3 separate regions of the Mus musculus genome follow, and regions 1 and 3 are each linked to region 2. Evidence: chromatin contacts called from ENCODE Hi-C or POLR2A ChIA-PET data. All regions are on one chromosome and are shown on one strand. Each heading gives the region's core, a stretch centred on a gene start or an enhancer-like site at or near the end of the contact. The rest is flanking DNA. Distances are from core to core; before and after follow the strand shown. Region 1 overlaps Crybg3 (beta-gamma crystallin domain containing 3). Region 2 holds the start of Crybg3 (beta-gamma crystallin domain containing 3). Region 3 holds the start of Arl6 (ADP-ribosylation factor-like 6).

Region 1 (4,115 bases), core at 550-3,049, 33 kb after region 2:
CAGCTGTGGTCGTGTCTTGTTCAGTACGTTTTAATGAATGAATGCTGAAGTCCGCCTCCTCCTAGCTGCTTGCTATTTTGCTCACCCTGCTTTAGTCTGTTGTTGATTTGGGGTTGCATTCTCCAGAAACATGTTTTCCGAGTTGTTTTTGTTCAGAGAGCCCAAATCTCAAGTCTCCCAAACCCCCGTTTTTGTTCCTTATCTCCCCTTTCCTGTTCCCGACATCAGAGCCACTTGGGCTTACAAATTTCTTCAGGTAGAGAACTGTTCAGGCTTTAGCCCTGTCCTCTACTCTGAGACCAGTGTTTCTTCTTCTCGCTAAAGCTAATACTTCCCGTCTGTTGGAACTCTCAGGGATTGCTCTCTTTTCCCCATTACATTTCTGTCCTCTGGAGTCCTATTCCCTTCCCCTCAAGAGAAGAGCTGCCTCATACAACAGGAACAAAAGGCCAGTTCTGTCTTGGAACTTAAAATACCATTTGTCATTCTTCCTGGTTTAAAGTCTCTCAGAGATTCCCTTCTCTGTTGCGACTTTTCTTGTTTCTTTGCATCACACTGCATAACACCTTGGGTCTAGGATGGACTCTCGACCTTCTGAACTTCTAAGCACTTAGAAGTGTTTCTCTTGCACACTGAATGATTTTTGTAGTTCACTCACTGTCTCTTTTCCAACAAACAAAAATTGGGGCACCTCTTACTGTCAGGTTCATTTGGGTGTACTGAGTGCCAATACAAACAAAAGGGAGCTTTCTACATTTGTGAGTTTTATTTTCTAGAGGAAAGGAGTGGGAGAAAGGGGCGAGGGAGAGAGACCAAGAGATTTACTAGTGACCAGACGGATGGAGATAGAGAAAAGAATTAGGTATGTTTGGAATACAGGACTTTGCTAATTAATTTAGATGGTGGCGGTAAGATGTGAACAAGTGTTCGGGAAGGAGTTGAAGAGTGAGTTATAAATAGCTGATGGAAGATGGTCTAGGCAGAAAGCAGAGTAAATGAAGGATTCCCAGGACATCTGTGAGGGGCTAGCTCTGGGCTTGTTATAGTCTGGCAGTGGTCATGGCATTCTTTATTTCCTTCTGCGTTCGGAGTTACTTTGTTCCTTATCTAGAGTATACTGGAGGGAACTGGCTTTTGGCTTTCTCCATATATTTCCCGGACTTCTTCTTTCCTCATGAATTGTAGTTTTGTACCCTGGCCTTGCTCTGTCATTGGTCCCTTTTCCTCCTGTCCTTTAGTCTTCTGCCACACCTATATGGTGGCAACACACCATTCATACTTCCCATGTTTAGACCTTGGATCTGGCAAACTACAATGCTATGTTTTGCACAGTGAATCGCTATCCTGCCCACCCTCAAGTTAAGTCAAGTTAAGTGGGCCCTCTATGGTACACCTCCCTCTTCTAGATGCGCCCCCCCCCCCCCCCCCGCCCACAATGGTCAGCATCAGCCTCAACTGCCAACTCCCTGAAGCCCATTGCTAAGAGTCTTAACCAGTATAAATAATGCTTTCTGCCATTTCCTTGTACTGCATGTGGCAAAGTCAATGCAGATGGATGAACGTAAAGATTGCGCCACATCACAACCTACGATGTAAAAATAAATCCTCAACCCAGGCCTTCCTCATTGCGTTTGCATTTTATATGCAGGATAACTGTGTCTTTGTGCTTAAGTGGAATTAATGTTTGTTAGTGTTTGCCCGAATCTGAGTGCTTTTAATCTACTGCCTCCTAAGAACAATGGTAAACAGGCCTATTGGCAGAAGGAAGTGGGCCCCACCTAGTGAGAGCCTGCGGTTGGACTAACTTCATTGTTTTCCAGGCCCAGGGCAAAGAACAGCTGCTTTAGATCAGGCTTGACGTTTTAATATAGAAATGCAGATTTTATTGTAGGTGTTTCAGCTGAATGTTGGAGCTTGTTCACATTTGTTTCTAAATTTAGAAGCTTTCTTCTTGTTGAGAATCTTCTAATTACTGAGGGGGAAAAAATCTCAGAAGACTCTGAGGGTAAAATTGAACAACTGAGACATTTTAAAGAACCTTGAAAAAAAGAAGAAGAAGAAAAAAAAAACCCACCATCCTCTGTTAAACTTGCACTGCACAAATCCTAGAAGCCGAACACTGAAAACCAAGAGAAGCAAGCATTGATTCCTTTGTGACACTCCAGCGTTTCAATACTATTCGGGTGGCCCACAGTTACCTTGGCCAGGTAGCTGCATTCACTCAGGCTGGTTTCAGCAGAGTGAATCACACACTCACTTGCAGTGCCTGCTCATTTTGATGCAGGGAGGGAATTGTCTGCCCAGAAGTTAGAACCAATTGCACGGAGTAGTCAACAGACAACAGTGATATATGTGAACAAACTAGCACGTCTCCTGCCAAACTCTGAGGCAGTTGAGGAGAGGGCTCCACGGACTTAACAGCAGGGCCAGGGAGGGATGGGTGGGGGTGGTAGAGGAGGGCTGTACTGATGAACTGGGCAGGTCGAGGAGGTGGAGGTGAAGTGGGATCAAAGCAGATGAAACCCATAGAAAGTAAACCCTTTAGAGACCAAAAGGCCGGTGTATTCCAACAATAGAGGCTTACAAGGTAAGCCCTACCTTGATATAAGAATAGAAAAATGCTGTCACCAAAAAAAAAAAAAAAAGGAAAAAAAAGAACAATAAATAAAACTATAATCTTTCTTCTAATGTGGCCACCAACTTAAAATACTCACTTGAAATCGTTTTGCATCATCATATTCTTACCATTATTTTCAGCTTGCTCCTCGTACAATATTCGATAAGTGGTTAGTGAAATGCCCTTCCAAGCCGTTTCTGAAACCAGGACCAAGGTGAACAACCGACAGGTCATTACGATAGCTTTGCTTTCTTGAAGATCGGCTTCTTAACAAAACTCCATCATGTGAGCTTCCAGTGCCCTAGGGTGGTTTTACCTTGATGCTCTGATCTTTCCCTGACTCACAGTTGTGTTTTTCTTTTATGAGGACTCTTGAGCGTGGTGAGTGACAGACAATTTTGGGTGTGCATTCCACCTCCAAGTATGCAGCTATGTGAGCAGGCATGTTTGGGAGGCAGGGTGAGCTGGCTGGCACAGTTGCTTGAAGCCTTTTGGAATCCCGGAAGAGTGTGAGGTGGAATGCCAACACGTTCTCTGCTCTCCTAGTTTGCTCTTAGCTTGAGCGGTTCATATGAATGTGAGTATGATTATGAGTGTGATTTACTGACAGTTGAATTCTGGGCAGGTAAAATGCATCTCTGAAGATGGTGAGTGTCTTTAAAGAATAGCCAGGGCACTCCTTACTTTGTGTGTAATTCCCTGTCAGGACTTCATGTTTCCGTGCTCCTTTACGTCGAATGGTGCAGCATGTTCCTGTCTTTCTTGTTGAGGAACAATTTTATATAATACAGTAGCATAACTGTGGGTTACTACAATGCGGAAATGATAAAGTCAGTGTGGGTTTATTTGTCTAATATACTAGATGTTGGAAGTAATACCTATAGAGTAGTAGCTCTATGATGGTAAAGGGCATGTTTAAATACTTGTCACGGTTGCTGGGATCTGTCCCAAATCTCCATTTTGGCATCTTCTCAGATTGCCATCCTAATTAATTTCCAGTTAAGTAAGCCCCTTAAAAGCGAATGCCTTACTACATACACACACACACACACACACACACACACACACACACACACAGAAAGAGAGAGAGAGAGAGAATGAAAGACAGACAGACAGACAGATGGACAGATATTACATAGTCAACTTTTAGGGTTCCTTCAGAGGGTTTACATCCTCTCACAAGGATCACCTACTGAGAACCTGTCACCTCTCCTGACCTAGACTGGTTACTCCTGTTTGAAGTGTTGGAGTGCTGTAGGTCTCCCTTTGTGATGTTAATGTACAGCTTGGTTTAAGCTGTGCAGACTACTATAGAAGTGGGTTGTAAAGGGCATGAAGAACTAGAACCCCAGGGTCTGGGTCACAAGTGTGACCCTTGCCTCTGCCGTGCCCTAGCTGTCTAGTCAGCCTAGGTTGGTTGGCAAATGATGATGCTCCTGTATTTTTGTGTTCAGATTCCCCAAGCGGAGGACAGAAGGAACCATGCTGAACAGCCGGC
Region 2 (4,021 bases), core at 618-3,117:
TTTAAAGAAGAAATTACGTTGACAGTCGTCTAAGAACACGTGACCATCCAGTCACTGCGCACACTGGAAAAGGCAGTACCAGTGAAGTGTCTTCAAACGTGAACTTCGGCAGGGCGGTGGTGGTGCACGCCTTTAATCCTAGCACTTGGGAGGCAGAGGCAGGCGGATTTCTGAGTTCAAGGCCAGCCTGGTCTACATGAGTCCAGGACAGCCAGGACTATACTGAGAAACCCTGTCTCGAAAAAAAACCCCAAAAACAACAAACAAACAAAAAACCCATGAACTTCGTCAGCTTTATGGAAAGAATGCTCCTGCCTCAGCCACTTACCAAATGTCTGGATGAAAACTGAATTTGAAATGAAGCGAAGTTGAGTGCATAAAATTAGTATCTCTGAGATGTTTCCAACTGAAATTTGAAAGTGCTTTCACAGATTTCATAACAAAATCCTAGAATCTAGGATTCAAGAACCTGCTATTGTATGTCAAGACTCTAGGGTACAGGAAATCTAAAAATCTAAGTATTGGAAAAGCAAACATTCAATACCAAGAACTTTCCATGCCGTGAGCCTAATACTTCTGCATATACCTAGGAGACCAGTTGTAAAGAAACATTAATACGTGGACTACTATAACATTTTCCTATCAGCTAATTGAGAGAAATAGTATTATTGAAAATCAGAATTTGCCTCATAATCTTATTGACGCCCAGACACTTTTATCCCCAGACAGACTCCTTGCCTGGACCCTCTGTGCCAACACTGAGGTGTAGGACCACTTTTTGTCACAGGGCAACAGGGGGAGGCAACTGCTAGTCAGCTAACATTGCGTTGGGGAGGCACATTATTCTCCAGGCCCTGTAGCTGCATGGAAGAATTTGCTTGTCCATCTGTATCTGATCCTAATTTTTTTCTTACTCTCATACTCCTAGTTTCAGATCCAGTTGACAGATTAAAATGCCTCAAAGGGGTAGCTGTGGGTCCGCGGGAAGGCTCCTTAACCGGCACTATGATTCCTTGGGGCCGACAGGTAGACGTTCAACCTCCTCACTTCTCCAGCCAGCCACAGACAGCTATCACCCTATTTTCATGTGATTTGCCCACATAACATTTTTAGTTACTAAATGTCCCACTGTTATCTTGAACTTCATACCTCTGGAGTTTGACTTCAGACAAACTATAACAATACACCTGGGGCGAATATGGCTCTGTGTGCTTTCTCTGTTAGCAGCTCCGCTGTATAAAGTCATTTTTATCATAACCAGATATTCGTTTTAAACTAATGTTAAGGGCCTTTGGCGTTCCAGAATACAGGAGTATCTGCGCAACAACCAAATATTTGTTTCAGCATTTTTCTAGTTTGAGTCATACCTGAATCAGATTTGGTTTTGTGATCAGGGACGGTTTTTTTGAAAAAGGATTCTGGGAGTGGCCCACAGGTGAAGGGTGAGCGCTAAAACACACCTGGGTTGGTGGCTCCTCATCTGAGCCAGCTGAAGCAGAAACAAGGTGCTGACAGCAGGACAGATGGGACCTACCCTTGCAGGCTGAAACTGTCTTTAGAAAGGCTGTGCTCAGGTTCCAGGCTGCAGGGCACGCGGGTGCTGCTTCTTGCCAGGTGTTTCCCCAGACTTTAATTGATTACCCTGTTTTAAAACAGCCCTAACTCGGGAAAGGGAAGCAAAGCATTTACAGTTGACTGTTGGCCAAGCCAAGTGGGCTGCGGGCTGGGCTGGTTTGGGCGGGAAGCCGGAGCCTAGCATCCCCAGGCTGCTCCTCCCGGATCTGCACGCTGTGGCCGACAGGGCGGTCGCGGCCACTGGCTCCTCCCGGGGGCGGGCAGCTCCGGGCGCGGGCGGGAGGAGGAGCCGCACGGGGAGCGCTCGTGCCGGCCGGGCTGGAGGAGCCGCGCCGGCGGCCCGGGCCGACTCTCGCTGCGCTCAGCGAGCCAGGGCTGCGGCCACCCTCGCTCCGGCCAGCGGCTCGTCGGGGCCCGCGGACGGCGCGGCCGAGCCGGTGGGGAGATGTCCGGCGGCCGCAGGAGGGGCAGCGCCCCCTGGCACAGCTTCTCTCGGTTCTTCGCTCCGCGGAACCCTTCTCGGGACAAGGAAGAGGAAGAGGAGGAGAAGCCGGGGACCGGCCAGCCGGCGGGAGTGAGCCGGAGTGCAGCCAGGTGGGAGCCGCGGGGGCGCCGTGCGCGCCTTCCTCCGCCGCTCGGGTTTCCTCCGGTCCCGCCCTGGGTGGCTTAGATCTGGGGAAGTTCTTGCTCCCGGCCGGTGGCTTTTCCCGCCGCCATCGGGGGCTCCCGGCTCTGTCCCCTCCACTCCGGGAGGCTCTGAAGCTGCCGAGGGAATCTCGCGCCCCTCCGCGTCGTGCTTTGCCATCTTAAGGTTTTCTCGAAGTGATTCCTAAAAGAGTTGCAATCAGAGCTTTCTGAGACGACATCCAGAATCTGAAGTCTTCGCCAGATTTGTTTACAGTTTAAATGTTGCCGCCCTTCCTCCTTTCTCTCTGTCTCTCTCACTGGGGACATCTGACGGAAGCGCTCCGATTTGGGGAACCAGGGCCGGAGCTGAGAGCTGGCTCAGTTTAATGATTAGTATGTGCACTCTTGCACTCTTTCCATAATCATTTTTCCTCTACTCCTGCTGCTTTAAAGATTGACATTTTAAAAATTCGTCTCATTAAAATGCCCGTTTTTAAATTTCCTTATCAACCCTAAAGGAGAGGTGGTTTCGCTTCTTTCTCCTTTTTTTTTTTTTTTTTTTTTGAGAAGTGAAGCCAACTTCACTTGCACCAGAAGAACCTGTAACCCATGTCCTTGGAAGGTTGCCCTCTAGAGAGCTATATTTACCTCAGACTAAAGACTTGCTGATGGACTTCAAAGAAAAATGGATCGGAAACAACTGACGCTTCTAGTTCCATTACTATTTAGGGTTTGTGATTTGTTGTTAGCCCTTCGTTCTCCTTGCTTTTCCTAATTGTGAATCATTTCCAGTGTAATCACCTGTTAGCATAATACGTCTTTCCAAGAAATGACCAATTATAATTGACTGGTTATTCTACTAGGAAGTTTCAGATACTTTTGGCCTGGTTGTTGATGCTTTTAACATTCGAAGTTTCCCCGTCCTTAATGGTAGTTCTGAAATCTGGGAGGTCTCACCTGTCGTGGCTCTAATGTGGCTCTAACGTTGTCCCTAACAGTCCCCTGTGATCTGAAAGCAGTAGACTCAGCGCCCTTTGGAAACTTGAGAGTGGTGGAATGGAGTAAGCAGGCCAGCTCCTATCAGCATTGTCCTGAAATCCTGCCTGTTCCCCTGGCCTATTTGCCCTTTTAAGGCAGGCACTCCTCCATTCTGAACTCTTTCTGCACCGGGCTGACTAATCCAGCAGCTAGATAGATCCTTTTCACCTACCCCTTTCTGTCTCTCCTCACCACTGATAGGCCCTGGCTATGGCTTTTCACGATGCGGTTTTAATTATGCTTACGCGAGCACTAATTTTGTTCTCATCTGTTTTAGAACTGGCCAGATGTTAAGGGGATTGCAGATAATCCCTCGTGTGTGTGTGTGTGTGTGTGTGTGTGTGTGTGTGTTTAGCTGTTTTATAGGAGCTTAAATCTTTCTTTTTCACAGATAGAAATAAACACAAAGCCCTTATTGAAAGCGCAAGGCAACAAATGGAACCACTCAGTAGGTCCCATCCTCCCAGTAATAGAACAATGTTGGTGGTGACAAGATTGGAAACAGACTTGGGATTTGTGCCCGTGATCCTGTTTCAAGCTGAAAGGACACACTTTGGTTGTTTCTTTTGTGGCAGTAAAACCTTTTAATGAGAGCCGGGTTGATCTTTTGCAGTCATGGTGTGACTTTGCTTGCAATAGTGGGTAGCCAAGAAAAGGTCTCCCACATAAAAAACAGTAATTACAACCTGGAACATGTCTAGTGGTCCAAAATTTAGGAATTGATTTGGCACAACTTTCCACAAGCTCGAATGATCACAATCTGTATTTTACTGTAAAAATA
Region 3 (4,269 bases), core at 924-3,423, 38 kb before region 2:
GTATTCTAGACTTGAGAAAAATCACATAATGTTTTAAAAGCTTGTTGTGCTCACAATAAAATCAAGAGAGTCAAACTAACTTTGTAAGTCGAGTGGAATTACGTCTTGCTTTTGGGTTTACTCAAGATAGGTTACAGCTGCCAACCATCAAAACAGCAGATCCAAACAACTGAAATATTTACACTGTTTTAGGGTTCATTTTTTTTCAACATTTTCTAGATTACTAAATAGAATTTAGGAGTCATGTGAACTCTTTAATCTCTAATACAATAAAACAGCAGATCAACTACACTTAAATAAACAAAAAACAAAACTGTTCACCTTTTGTTGTTAAAAATCACCTAAGTTGGGGATGAAGAGGGCTCCATGGTTTAGAGCACTCGTGGCTCTTGCAGAGGAGTCAGGTTTGAGTCGTAGCACCCACATGGTGGCTCACAATCTTCCCTGATTCCAGTCTCAGTAGATATGATACCCTCTTCTGATCTCTCCAGGCACCAAGTATTCTTGTGGTGCACATACATATAAGCAGACAAAACAAACATAAAAAAAGTCAATAAATCCAACAAAAATAATTTTTAAATGTCATCTAAATTTACTATAAAAATGGTTGCTCGGTCTGTTCTTATATATTTAGTTTCCTCCTAATGCTTTGTAGGAAAAAAAAAAATCTGATAATATCTGCCTAAAGGGGGAAAATCAGAGACATAAGCTCTATTCTATGTCTAGAGAGAAAATATTATATAAGCAAATAAGCATCCAAGTTTTGTCAAAGTGAGCCAAAGAGAAGCGGTTTAATAGTTCCTGGTAAATTAGGAACCCCTGCATTTGGGGCCAGAAGTTAAAGGACAACCACATCAGGAACTGAGCTGATTTTCTTTGAGTAATAAAAAATTCACAACGAAGGAAGCTTATCTATTGAACACGTGCTATCTATTGGTCAGACATGCATACTTTTTTCTTTCCTTTGTCCTCAAAACCACTAGATTAGATACATTTTTGAAGACAAAGATGAAATATACACAAAGGGTAATTTTACTAGACCACAGAGTATAGTATATTTCCATTTTCTGTTTTAACAAGGGCATTTATGTTACTACCTTTGGATGTACAAACTATAGAAGTTTTGTTCACTCAGTCTGGTTTTTGCCTTACAAGAGTCAGGAGACCAGAACTAGACCTTACTCCACATTAGGAGTACTAAGGAATTTGGAAAGGCACCAGAAAAGCACTCTACCGCAGTGCATATACCAGTGTCTTAACCACTATCTCTTTGATGGAATTCCTTTCAGTTTCTTCACCCTACTCCAAGTCCAAATAATCGGCCAGCTTCCTTAACGGGCAGAAAAACAAGTATGGTAGTTGAACATACTAACTGGTAAAACCAGTAAAGTAACATCCCACATTTATGCTAACAAGTGATATGAAGAGATGAAACTTTTCAAATACAAGTTTGTCATGCAGTCATTCATTGAGGAGTAGGATGGGGGAAATGGCTAGTTTGAAGTCAAAAAAAAAAAAAAAAAGTAAAAATAAATAAAATAAAATGTAGATCTTTAATTGTTGCATCTGTAGCCTGTCTGTTGGGAACAATGCAAATGGGCGGGAAAGTGTCTATCTAAAAAACTTTCAATTAGCACAAATTATTTCTATTGCTATAAACTCCAAGTGATTTTAAGAACGGTAACTATCAAACTCTCTGATCCACAAACTCATGTCTGGTGTTAGTTAATATCCGGGACAACAGACAGCTAAGAACTAGGGACAGGGTCACACTTCCTTTGCCAAATAATGTTTCTGTTTTTAAATACTGACTGGTTTTGACCAGTTTCCCTCTCCTGCCTGTACTTACAACTGTATTCTGCAGAGCTCGCTCGCTCGCTCTCAGGCCTAGCTGAGCCTAGGAAAGGCTCTGTGTAATGGGAGTAGCATATCTAAGTAGATCCTTTCCCTGCCTCACGCCGCCCACGACGAGGGCGGTCAAGCCAAAACATTGCCACCCACAGATATGGCAGTCCGGCCAAAAGCGCTAACCAGAACCCCGGAGGCCAGCAACCAGCGATGCGCGCGCAGCTAAGGCCGCCCCGCACGCCTCCCGGCAGGCTGTGCGCGCGCCTCCAGCTCCCTTGCGTCCCAGCAGCACGGGAGCTACCACTCGGCTCCCAATGCAGTGGCGGCTCCCCGTGTCTTCCGTGCTCACACTCTCGCTAACAGAGTTCCTCTGCGGGAATCAGGCCATTAATTTTTTTACCCAGAGCTCTCCAGCCGCAGAAAGGAGAACCTGTGGGCGGACACCTACGACGCCCGGGTGGGCGTGGCTTTGGGACCGGAAGAAGCTCCCGTTGCCAAGGGAACGCCGCGCGCCGGGGCGCCTGCTCAGCCACTGATGCTCGCATCCTGGGTGAACCGGCTGTTTCTCCCAACTTGTAGAAGGGGCTGTGCTTGGGACAAGGGAACCTTCCTACGGAGGCATAGAGAGGAAGGCTGAGGCTCCGGGGAAGATCCCACCGCGGAAACGGGTACAAGAGTGCGTCCTTTCCTGTCCTTGTCAGCCCCTTGGCCTTTGGATTGGCGTCAAAGATCAGGTACCTCCATCCGCACCCCGCTTTTTCTCTCTCTTCACCATCATCTGTGTGTTCTCTTTCAGCTCTGTTGGGTATGATTTTTCACGCCATCAGCTTCACCCTTGATAACATGAACACGACCTTTCCACGGTGTCTGTAGCGCTGTGGAACCGGCGGCAGGATCCACTAGTTCAAAAAGTTCCCGCTACCTGTTCGCAGCCATTTCCACCCTGGTAGACAGAGAATACCCGCTCCCTGTCCGATTTAGAATTACTCTAAACTATTACCCGTATTTTTGAATCTAAGTGAGTTAGATCATCTCTCATCTGTGAGAGATGGGGAAAAAATTGAGTTTATGTGATGTATACCAAGGAGCTTCGAAAATGTATTGAACTGCTTTGGGCCAATGCTGTTTGCTTGTTTGGTTGACTTTAACGCTGCCCAAGACGGACCTTTTTATATGATGTATGAATAATTTGGTTGAAATTTCATCATCAAATTTTCTAACTTAATAAGATTGTTTTATTGGGGTAGTAAGAATGTTCAACAGCCCACACTACTATCATGTTTAAAGTAGCATTTCTGGCGTTTTTCTCTGTCTCATCTCATCTTTCTCTGCAGCTTAACGCTAAGGTCTTAACATGTGGATAACATGTTAAATCTTCAGTGCTTTTCTGGTAACCACCTAATCCTTTGGAAAGCTGATTCTTCTCAGAAAGCAGCTCAGACACCTAAGTGTTCTTGATTCAAGAACAGGAGTTGTTTCATTTTAGCCAAGTTTACTTTAGCTATCAATTTTGCCAGCGTTATACAATACATACAGTAAGACTTTTTAAGCTGAAGGTATATTTTGTTCCTAATCTAGCGAATATGCTGGGTTTTCTTTTCTTTTTTCTTTTTTTTTATCCTTTAAGGCATAGTTTACGTCAGTATCAACTTTATACCATGTTCTCTCTCCTCTCCCCCCACCTCTCTATGTAATAATTGTTCATGTTGTGTAGTACCTGTTGAATCCAGAATGTGTGACCAGCCCTGGAATTGGAGTTACAGGTGCTTGAGAGCCTCAGTCAAACTCTGGTCCCCTAGAAGAGCTGTGCGGTCTCTGCTGTTAAGAGTATAATTTTTATTTATTTTTTTCTTTTTTGTTTTACAGTGCCTGAGATTAAATCTAGGGCTTTGCACATTGTGGGCAAGCACTTTACCATTTTGCCACATAACCAGTCCCTAAGATTATACTTTTCTTTAGAAAATTTTAATAGACATGAGTAGGGAAAGAGATTATAAAGCTAATTGTTTCCCTAATTTCAACCCTGTCACACTTGTTTTGGGTGTTGTGTAAATTTTTAATTGGTAGTAAAAATGTAAACCCTTAAGCAAAAGCCCAATTGCTTTACAAGAGTCTTCCTAAGTGTAGAAGTTTGCTGAGAGTTTGGGACTGGGCAAGTTTTTGCTTGAGTTTTTGCTTAATCTAATTGTGTGATGTTTTTATTTGTGAGTTCATTACAGTGAGGTGATTTTATTGGTAAGAACTTTTAAACTACTATTTGGAAGAAATTCAGAACCAATGAGAGGATGAAAACTGGCTGAGAGTGTTTTGTGATGTGTGTTCTCAACTTTTATGATCCAACTCCAGATCTTTATGGCTTACTCCCCATGCTCCAGATTCTGAGTCCAGCTCACCCTGCTCTTCTCTCTTATTGACTAGCCA

What was found. Hi-C counts contacts between places; a loop is a spot of excess contacts on that map. ChIA-PET counts read pairs that join two places held with the same protein, here RNA polymerase II (POLR2A).
Region 1: a map of heart shows a loop between it and region 2 (5-fold over the local background). The contact joins the enhancer-like site here to the promoter of Crybg3 in region 2. A Hi-C loop is called at or near these places in 8 of 37 maps with a recorded cell type or tissue (T-helper 17 cell, gastrocnemius, heart and 1 more). POLR2A ChIA-PET finds 5 or more read pairs at or near these places in 1 of 5 experiments (embryonic stem cell).
Region 3: a loop to region 2 is called in a map of heart, with 4 times the contacts of the local background. The contact joins the promoter of Arl6 here to the promoter of Crybg3 in region 2. A Hi-C loop is called at or near these places in 1 of 37 maps with a recorded cell type or tissue (heart). POLR2A ChIA-PET finds 5 or more read pairs at or near these places in 1 of 5 experiments (embryonic stem cell).

What each region holds. Positions count from the first base shown.
Region 1 is chr16:59,565,600-59,569,714 of GRCm38, reverse strand. It overlaps Crybg3 (beta-gamma crystallin domain containing 3), which reads left to right. Exons shown (of 22, transcript NM_174848.4): 3 at 4,072-4,115. Among named protein-coding and RNA genes, the nearest start is that of Crybg3, 33 kb to the left of the region's middle. Within about 2 kb of position 1,799, at least 1 of the 3 ENCODE cell types and tissues checked has a DNase peak (open chromatin) inside an H3K27ac peak, as active enhancers do; it is heart, where a contact is called at or near this core.
Region 2 is chr16:59,598,893-59,602,913 of GRCm38, reverse strand. It overlaps Crybg3 (beta-gamma crystallin domain containing 3), which reads left to right and starts at 1,867. Exons shown (of 22, transcript NM_174848.4): 1 at 1,867-2,169. The coding sequence starts at 2,021.
Region 3 is chr16:59,637,243-59,641,511 of GRCm38, reverse strand. Arl6 (ADP-ribosylation factor-like 6) reads left to right here and starts at 2,173. Exons shown (of 8, transcript NM_019665.3): 1 at 2,173-2,582. All of the region lies in intron 1 of 4930547E14Rik (RIKEN cDNA 4930547E14 gene), which reads right to left. It also overlaps a transcript of Epha6 not described here.